Linked DNA regions of Homo sapiens: region 1 is linked to region 2. The links are chromatin loops, found by intact Hi-C in ENCODE. Cell type or tissue: heart right ventricle. All regions are shown on one strand. Region 1 overlaps ADD3 (adducin 3). Region 2 overlaps ADD3 (adducin 3).

Evidence for each region. A loop is a pair of places that touch in the nucleus more often than their neighbours do. Peaks named below come from ENCODE experiments on the same cell type or tissue, not always from the same donor. Only the 100,000 strongest peaks of a DNase experiment are listed, where the experiment ranks them.
Region 1: it touches region 2 in a loop (2.2-fold over the local background); 53 of 110 quality-filtered maps call a loop at or near these places.

What each region holds. Positions count from the first base shown.
Region 1 is chr10:110,009,853-110,014,852 of GRCh38, forward strand. The region is part of intron 1 of ADD3 (adducin 3); the gene reads left to right. Among named protein-coding and RNA genes, the nearest start is that of ADD3-AS1, 4.0 kb to the left of the region's middle. RefSeq lists enhancers at 4,047-4,106, 4,527-5,000. In heart right ventricle, no CTCF peak of the experiment used is centred here; no DNase peak of the experiment used is centred here; H3K4me3 peaks cover 1,395 bases; H3K27ac peaks cover 3,005 bases.
Region 2 is chr10:110,071,507-110,076,506 of GRCh38, forward strand. The region is part of intron 1 of ADD3 (adducin 3); the gene reads left to right. Among named protein-coding and RNA genes, the nearest start is that of ADD3-AS1, 66 kb to the left of the region's middle. RefSeq lists an enhancer at 1,008-1,077. In heart right ventricle, no CTCF peak of the experiment used is centred here; a DNase peak (open chromatin) is centred at 2,966; H3K4me3 peaks cover 462 bases; H3K27ac peaks cover 5,000 bases.

The DNA.
Region 1 (5,000 bases), 62 kb before region 2:
GTTGGTTATGAGACATTCAATGTATTGCTACATTTTACATATATGATATCAGGAAATGTTTGGTGAACATTTGACATAGTTGATCATATGACACTTGGGAAATATTTTGCATGATAGAAGGATAGTATTTTCGTAATGTAAGTTTCAAGCATTGACTGAAAGGGAGAAAATTACACACTTTGCTGTCTCACCCCTTTCTTCAATATTATGCTGGCATGAATGTGAATTCTGCCTAATTATGTTTAAAGTGTAGATCTGGCCTTTGTAAAACCAGAATGTCTTTTGAGACCAAGAGAACATAACATCAGCAACAGCCCAACTCCTACACACAATCCTAAAACCTAGATACAGGGTGGTGCCCAACTTCTGAGGTTTTGAGGCTTCCTGAAGTAGGCCTATCATGTCTGAGTGCTTTTGTCACATGTAAGCCTACAGGTGGTTAGCTGGTTAATCTCTCCCATTTCAAAGCAGTTGGTTAGCAGTACTGGGTGGCATGTATGCATGTCATCAGAGTATAAGAAGTGTTTGAGGGAAGAAATCACATAAAAGCATAGAAACCTGGCTCTGAACAAACTGTGTAGCGTGTTGGGGAACAGTCACATCAGAACTTTAGCTTAACCGAGTTGTTATATGTAAAGTGCTTAGAATGGGGTTTGTATTCAGTGCTTTTTGTGTTTATCATTATCAGTATGTAAAGTGACATATCTTTTTGAAGGCTGTTAGGTCATGCTACCCAGCATGTGAAGACTCAGCAAATATTTGTAATAGCCAATATTTATTTGCCTAACCTCTGTGCCAGGCACTAAGAGTTTTATATGATTTAATTTACTTAGTCCTTCCAACAACCCAGTGGCTAAACAGAGGCATGGAGAGGTTAAGTATCTTCCCAAGGTGACACAGGTTGGTTCTGAAGCCAGAGTCTGGCCCAAGAGTGAGCCCATGTAACCACTGCCCCTTGTTGCTATTGAGCTCATGGTAATTACTGCAAACCAGTGAGAGGTCTTCATAGTATTCCCACGACTATCAGGTGCACATGTCTTGTTTAACCACATCCTCTGGTATTAATACCACCAAGTTATGCTTAAATCTAAGGAGTGGTGGTTAATCCGCATTAAATACAGTCACCTTTTGACATTGAAAGGGTATTCTCTTTTGATACACAACATATGTTTAGGGTGCTAGAGTTTGTGCTAGAGTGTGCTATCTTTCTAATTACTAAAGATACTAAAGTCTTTTTTTTTTTTTTTGAAGCTTACCAGATATGTAGGGCCCCAGGTGGCCCAGAGGGCACTAATTCCCATTGGAGATTCCAGTTCTGCAGTAAATCAGTAAACCTTATCACCTTTCTGATTACCAACATCATATCAACCTGAGATAAATTTTAACTTAAGTTTGTTCTAAATACCACCTGAGTTGCTTCCTAAAATGAACCCTAAATGCAAAGATGTAACTTGTGGCTTATACTTTGTCATTCACATTCCTCAAGGAACTGTGTGTTGCTGCTTCACCATTGTAGTTGATATGTCAAACAAATTATAAACTAAATTAGGAGCTGTTTTAAGTAATGTTTAGAATTATTGTAGATAGATGAAATGTCATTTGACAACTTAGTGCAATGTAATGTTAGGAAAAAATGTTTAAAAACAAGCATGCGTTGAATTGAGAAAGTGCAAGCTTTATTGAAGACACAGGTTACTAATCTGTTTCTCACACTAAACACTGTTTTTGTTATAATTAGTGCTTTTCAGATTCCTTTGAAAATATTAAATATGTAGAGTTTGAATTTTTAAAAAAACTTTAAATATCTAATCGAGTGCTATTCTTCCTTTTAAACGTAGACCTATTTGAAGTTATTTAAACCCAATTTAAAATTAATTGGACAGTCCTAGACTGTCATGTCATTGAGATTCAAAATAAGTGCCTTAATACTTTATGTCTTCTTTGTTAATACTCTATGGTTTGAACTCCGGGTCCATGCCAGAGTGTTTATAGGTGAGATTGTTATGAGGTCTTTCAGGTTCTGCCAGAGATTCAGTTCTCTTGGCCAAATGCCAAGACAGTCTCAAATTTTTACTGTAATTTTTTACTGTAATGGGTTGTATATATCAAGAATCCTCTAAAACATACAGGTTAGAAGTCTTTCATTGGCTGTTGCTTGAACGAAAAAGTGTGTTATCCCTTAGATGAATATGATTATTTTTTATTCTTGCAGTAGCTAATTATGGATGTGTGTGTCTATGTATACGTATGTCAAACCATGCTACTTGAGGGATTCTCTTCCTTTTAGGTAAAGTTAAAAATTATTCACCTGGTGTATTAATGTAATATTTATTGAGTACCAACAGTATGCATAGAGTAATACCTTTATGTGGGAAAAAAGTGTTGGAGAAAAAAGGTTTGTGGATCTTTTATTTATTTCATGTGTATTTTAATGTTGCTGAATATCTGGACCAGTCTCAAAGTTCAAAATTGAATTGCCAGTTGAAAACATGTTAAATGTTAAGAAAGTACTGTTTAACTTAAAGTCTTAGATGGTAGCACAGATAATGAGAATCAGAGCCCCTTGTTTCCTTAAACTGTTTTTGGTTGAGTATGTTTGAAAAGCTGCGTTAACAATTCCTTTCAGGCTTCTAGGACATTACTTAACTGCATTGAAGGAATACATTTAGAGTATCCTAGAAACCTTAAAGAATGAATGTGGCTTTCAGAGTTGTCTAGCATAATCCAAATAGTAGTAGCATGATCACCAAAAGGTATAAAATGGATGAAACCTCTCTTTGATTTTAAAAGGCTTACTGTTCTTGTAAGTTTGTTTCTTGAAGATAATATTGCTTAGTTTTAACTCCACTAAAAGCTGAACCGTTATTGTACAAGATGTATAGGCCTTGGCATATGTTTATATCTTTTTTTTTTTTCTTCTTTTGTATTTTTGAGACAGCTCTCACTATGTTGCCCAGGCTGGTCTCGAACTCCTGGGCTCAAGCCATCCTCCCACCTCAGCCTCCCAGGTAGCTGGGACTACAGGCATGAGCCACAGGCCTGGTTTATATCTTTAAGGTAAGGTTAGATCTAAATTGAGCCTTTACTTGAAGTCAGACTGATCTGCATCAGCACCATATGTTATGTTTACTTTTTTTTTTCTTTCAATGAAAATGGGCCTGAGGAGATTGGTTTGTATACGGTACATAAACTGGCATTTAAGATGACTACCTCTTCAAACAAGGCTACGGTTTTTTTGGATTTTTAGGTTTTTGTTTTGTTTTGTTTTGAGATGGAGTCTCTCTCTGTCATCCAGGCAGGAGGGCAGTGGTGTGACCTCGGCACACTGCAACCTCTGCCTTCTGGGTTCAAGCGATTCTTCTGCCTCAGCCTCCTGAATAGCTGGGATTACAGGCGCCTGCCACCACTACCGGCTCATTTTTGTATTTTTAGTAGAGATGGGGTTTTGCCATGTTGGCCAGGCTGGTCTTGAACTCCTGACCTCAAGTGTTCCTCCCCGCTCGGCTACCCAAAGTGCTGGGGTTACAGGCGTGAGCCACTGCACTCGGCCAAGGCTAAGGTTTTAATCTAGGGTTATGAAACTCAATTTTTTCTGCAGTGGGCATATGCAATTTCCATAGGATAAACATTTCCCTCAACCAGCTAGGAGGTAAAAACACTTCTGAGAAATTTAAGGACAGTAACATAATGTCTTTAAAACCAGTGTCTCAAGAAGTATACTATATTAGTGAAACAATAAAATAACAGTGATCACAGATACGTTAAGGCAAGCAGTGGATTAAGCAGGATAACCTAACTCCAAGTAATATACACGAAATTATTTTTTTAAGCTTCCATACCTCTTTAAATTTATTCTTGTGATTTCTTACTTTCCCCTCCCTCACCAAAGGAAGTGCTCACCTTTTCAGATGGAATGAAAGAGGAGAGTGCTGATGTGAGTGACTCAGCCTGTTTAACTCTGCCTCTGTGGTGGTTTGTTGGTTACCTACTAGAGGAGGTGGAACTCAAACAATGTAAAAGCAATCAGGTTGGAGAAGTGCTGAGTTTTTAGTGTCATGGGAACTCGGTGTATGTCTTTGTCACCATTAGCAGTGTTTCTGTGCAGTTCTTCCACAATGGCTCAGCTCATCCTGAGCAAGGACAGCATTTCTGTTTTCCTTTTCCATTCAATATTCTCATCCTATCATCTTTTGATTTGCTAGAATGACTAAATGCTAGAGCAGAAAGTTGGGTTTACTCATCCTCCTGAAGAAGATAGTTAGGCTTACTTGGTATATCTAAGGAAGTAAATTTGGAAGTCAAGGCCTCCCCAGGGACTTCTAAGAACACTCCACTTTTACGCCCTAGGAAGTTAGAGTGAGCAACTGTTAGCTGCATCGTGACTTCTGTTCTCATTTGTCTTAATACATGACAAAAAAATTCTAGAAGGTCAGCCTTTTAATATCTAAGGAGGTGGTTGGAAAATGGCAATGGTCAGAGCTCAAATGGAGTTGTGATTGGGCATAAGTGCCTTGGATGAGTGGAATGCTTCATTGCCTGAGCTGCACAAATGGGAGGTAGAAAGGGATTTGCAATGAAGTTGATGCATTGTTCGTATTCCTTATTTCCACAGCCAACTTTTTAAAGGTGAAAACAGTGTACCTCTTACCTTGCCTTTCTTTTACAGTTTTTTTATTTTTATTTTTTTTGAGACAGAGTTTTTTACTCTTGTTGCCCAGGCTGGAGTGCAATGGCGCAATTCTCAGCTCACCGCAACATCTACCTCCTGGGCTCAAGGGATTCTCCTGCCTCAGCCTTCCTGAGTATCTGGGATTACAGGCATACGCCACCACGCCCGGCTAATTTTGTATTTTTAGTAGAGATGGGGTTTCTCCATGTTGGTCAGGCTGGTCTCGAACTCCCAACCTCAGGTGATCCACCCGCCTCGGCCTCCCAAAGTGCTGGGATTACAGGTGTGAGCCACCGCGTCCAGCCTTCTTTTACAGTTTTTATTGTCAGAG
Region 2 (5,000 bases):
TTTACTTGTTTTCTATTCCGTTTTAGAACTTTTCCCAAAACAGAAATTATTCATGATTGCAGATTTTTTTAATGGCACAAATAGATTTATTCTTCACTTTTTATTCTGTGCTTTTTTCTTTTTCATGTAGTCTGTGTCTTCACAAGGTGTTAATAAAATGCATAGTTTTCAGAAGTACTATGCCATCAGTAGAGTCAAAGCCATATTATGTCTTTCTACCTCTAGTTTGGCAACCTTGAAGATACAATACAACCTCACTAGTTTGGTGAATTTTTGTTTTAAATGGGGATCATGCCTAATCTTTAGACCTAATGACTTACTGAATTTCAACCTCAGCTTTAATAAGCTGAACTTACCAATCATTGTAGGTTATGTTGTGTACATTTTTTTATCCAGAAAAAGCCTATTTTGAACATTAACCATATTTCACTTATCCCCAACCTTGCCTTTTCTATAATTCTTCCTTTTTAAATCCTGGATTACCTGTTTTAACAAATAACCATCTATCACATATTAAATAGGCAAGGGACATTATTCATTTACCATGTATAATTTTATTTATTTATTTATTTTTAGACGGAGTCTCTCTCTGTCACCCAGGCTGGAGCGCAGTGGCGCAATCTCGGCTCACTGCAAGCTCCGCCTCCTGGGTTCACGCAATTCTCCTGCCTCAGCCTCCCGAGTATCTAGGACTACAGGTGCCTGCCACCACGCCCAGCTAATTTTTTTGTATTTTTTTTAGTAGAGATGGGGTTTCACCATGTTAGCCAGGATGGTCTCAATCTCCTGATCTCGTGATCCCCCAGCCTCGGCCTCCCAAAGTGCTGGGATTACAGGCGTGAGCCACTGTGCCCGGCCACCATGTATAATATTTTTTAAACTCCTTTTTCAACCCCTGGTCTAGGTCCTGAGGGGCCCTGCCCTCAAGTTGCACACTGTACGTGTGAGAGGTATACCCAGGGAACAGACAGTTAGTGTAAGGAGTGCTATGTTGGAAGTAAGCCAGAGGGTTGTGGGACTTGAGGCTTTACCGGGTGGAGGCCTGTAGGAGGCTTTTCTTTACAAATCCGTCTTTGCAGGAGAGGCTAAACCAGGGCATCCCTCAAATAGGAAATTATAGAATATAGTCAGAAATGCCTGCAGACAACAGTTGGATTTCACCAACTTGGATAGTCTCTCATTATCTTCTGAAGCATGAACACCATGGTCAGCATTTTTATCAAGGAGTTATCTATGTGGTATTATCACTTGTGAGAACAGTTAACTGGGAGAACAAAAGCTCTGAGAGAGTAAGAGCTACTCTTGAGCCCTTCTACAGTTCAAGGGACATCTCTGAATTAAAACTATAGGATGGCAGACTGTTTCATGAAGCTTCCTCCTACATAGAACTCACACAACTCTTACACCTTGGCTTTGGTTTACTTTTTGTCCAGGCCTTTTTTTCTCCCCTTGAGTTTTACTCCCTCAGCTGAATCCCACAACTGAGTTTTCTTCAACCTAGAACCTCCATAGTGTGTGTAAAATTGGCCTATTGTGAAAATCACCAGGGATGAAAAAATCACTGTTCGACTTATCTCCATTGCCACTAGTTGTATGACCTTATTTGCTTAACCTCTTTGAGTTTTAGTTTTCTTTTTTTTTTTTTTTTTTTTTCGAGACTGGGTCTAGCTCTGTCACCCAGGCTGGAGTGCAGTGGCATTATGTCGGCTCACTGCAAGCTCCACCTCCCGGGTTCATGCCATTCTCCTGCCTCAGCCTCCCGAGTAGCTGGGACTACAGGTGCCCACCACCACTCCCAGCTAATTTTTTGTATTTTTAATAGAGACGGGATTTCACCGTGTTAGCCAGGATGGTCTCGATCTCCTGACCTCGTGATCCACCCGCCTCGGCCTCCCAAACTGCTGGGATTACAGGCGTGAGCCACCGTGCCCGGCCCTAGTTTTCTTATCTGTAAAGGAGGCATCATGACAGTACTACCGATAGGGTTGCTGTGGAAGTACATGGAATAAGTATGTAAAGTGCACGGCACAGCAGTCTAAATTATTCCAGTGGCACTTTAACTGCTGAGCAGCATTTAGATCTCTGAGGACACACAAGTTTGCACAGTTGGTTTTTAATCTTTTTAGTATTTCATGCATTTTACTCTGATCATCTCCTTGCCCCCTATTTTTCTGTCATTTTGCTTTCCTTTTTGGAGAGTGTTCATCCTTAGTTGTTTTGTTTTTATTATAACTAAATGCCTATTACCATTCAGCACTTAACGGATGGTTTCAGTGGGCTAAGCTCTAAGCTCTGTGCTATCTGTTGGAATACAAAGGTGCTCCCAACTGAGTAGAGGAACCCATGGAAGCAGCCACCTTCCCACCCCCGACTAACATGAATTTAACCTGATTTAAACAGTTTAGACAGACCTTTTTTTTTTTTCCTTAGCCAGTCTTGTAGTAGATGGAGAGGTTACTTTCCATAGACATTTCAAGCTAGACTGAATGTCCCACAGAGCTGAAGCTTGCCAAGCAAAGCTCATCTCTGTGGCTGTTTTAAGTCACTAATAGTTATACCACATTTCTAGAAGTTGGTGTCACCATCAGCCAAAGATTAAACTTGTCTCCTCTCCTCCCCCAACCCGATATATCCTTGACCAGATGATGTTTGTTCAAAAGGAAAAGCCCTTTTTTTTGGTTTTGTACTTTTAGTCTACCACATGTTTGAGATGCCTAGTAGTTCCTTAACAAATCAAACTTTGTGACTTCGGGATTCATAGCACTTTAGTTGGAGACAGTTTCTCATTGTGCTGGTTTGATTTCTGGCACTTGAAAACATCTCCATTTGGAAGCTTATGGAATGTTTCATTCACTCCCCTATTTGGAGTAGACAGTTTGTCTTCTCTTCATTGATCAAGCCCTAGACCCTAGTGGTGCCCAGAGTGAGTGTCCTGTCTATGTTGTATTTGAGAATGTACAGGCACTAGGAGTGCGTGAACTCTTGTGCAGCTGACGTTGATTGGAGGGCAAAAGGGGAAGGGGAAGGCCCTTAGGACAATGAATTCAGTCATGGGGCTACCTCATTTCCTTTTTTTTTTTTTATCTTAAACAAAGCTAAAATATGTTTTCAATTACTTTGTTTTTAAAATGCTATCTTTCTCTTTTTGCTAACTTTCATAACAATAACTAATCGCAAGTCATTTTATGTACTGAAAATACAATATGACAGAATGACATTTTACAAAATTTAAATGAAACAAATATTTGAAATAAAATTGGAGTTGGAGGACAGGAGAGAAGGGGGATAGCATGCTTCATGAGTTGCACACAAGCTCATACTTTAGTTGTTAAGCCTCTGGCACTCAGTAGAGTATTTTTATTTAAAATCTACAAAACTGAGGAGGCGGGAGGGAAGGAGAAATTTCACTGCTTGAAAGTTACCCTAGAAGATTGGATCTGTAAATTTACATGAATCCCTGAAACAGGCGTGTATGTGAGTGCCAAATAATATCAAGACTAACCAAGAAAAACTTGCTTTTCTGCATGATTGTGGTGGAAGCATTGGTTCCCAACAACTTTCACATTTATAAGGATTTTTTAAAGGGACTAACTACACATTGGGCAAGTAGCTGTGTAGTCCAGAGTATTGGCTGGATTTAACATACTGAGGGCATGTGGATTCCTAAGAATGTCACACCTTGTCTGTGCCAGTAAATCAGAGTGTCTATTCTTGATACTAAATCTGATATCATTGGCAGATTTTCTCCTTTATTGGAAGGGTGATATTCAGAAGGGAGAATATTTTTTCATGTATTTTGCTCTCTCTGTGATTGGGGTGTTTTTATGGTTTTTTGTTTTTTTTTTAAAGCTATGAAATAATACTGGCAAGTCCCAAGAAAACTAGATCTGGATTTCATTTTGTCTCTTCAACTCTGTGTGATCTTGTGCACATTCCTGACATGTTACAAACAGCTTGTGTCTCTGAATGTGCAGTATCAATTTTCAGTGGTGAAAGCCCCAAAAGGAAACAGACTGATTCTTCCATGCACAAACAGCTGGGCAGTTGTGGATGGAATTAATTGCTGATATATATTGGCTGTGTTTTTCTTCTCTTGTCATTTCCTTTGCAGCTGTGAAAGTGAAGTTTGGCTTGAAAACACATTCTGCCAGTGCAAATCCAAAAAGTATCAAGACAGGATTCTTCTACTATAATAACCAACTGGTAACTTTGAATTGTTAGTTTGAGGGGGGAGATGAGGAAGAGCCAAGAGATAGCAGCAGGTGATTGATAATTACATAGATGGTTGAAAAAATAAATCATGCTGTTAGACTATGAGAAGAGTATGTTGGAATGGTTAATTTATCATGTGGCAAGAGTGACCTCATAATCCAACAAAGGCAAGATCAATCAACAGCCCCTCACTAGGGTCCTGAGAGAGGATGTTCTAGGCCATCTCTCAAAATATTGAAATGTTCAATACTCCAGACTGAATTATTGTTCCAATGTGAGAGAGTAGCTCTTGGCTAGAGTAACATGACAACATGCATCATTAAAAATAATATTTTCCTGGTGTTCTCTCAAATCCTTTTCCATTGTTCATTTTAAATTCTATGTAAACAATTACATAGTTTTTTATATGCTTATTTTACTCAAACTTTAATTTTATGATTATAGGAATTCAATTAAAAATAACTCTTGGTTGTGTTTCTGAATATGCGTATACAGAAAACAGTATTGGTTAAAATCACTTGAATAAGTATCAGATGTTTGTTAATAGTTTCAATAACTGATAAATTATTTTAGATCCTATTAAAGATATTTGTACAGTATTTATACATACTGTGGAAAACTTTTTAAAATAAAATTCCTACAAAATTATTGAAAAAGTGGGTGAGTATAAAATTTTTTAAAGTATGGTATGCATAATAAATAATTTTCTTTTTTACATGTACATTTCAATATTCTACCAGAGCAACTCCATAAATTCAAAATAAATCTTATTTTGAAGGGAACTATTG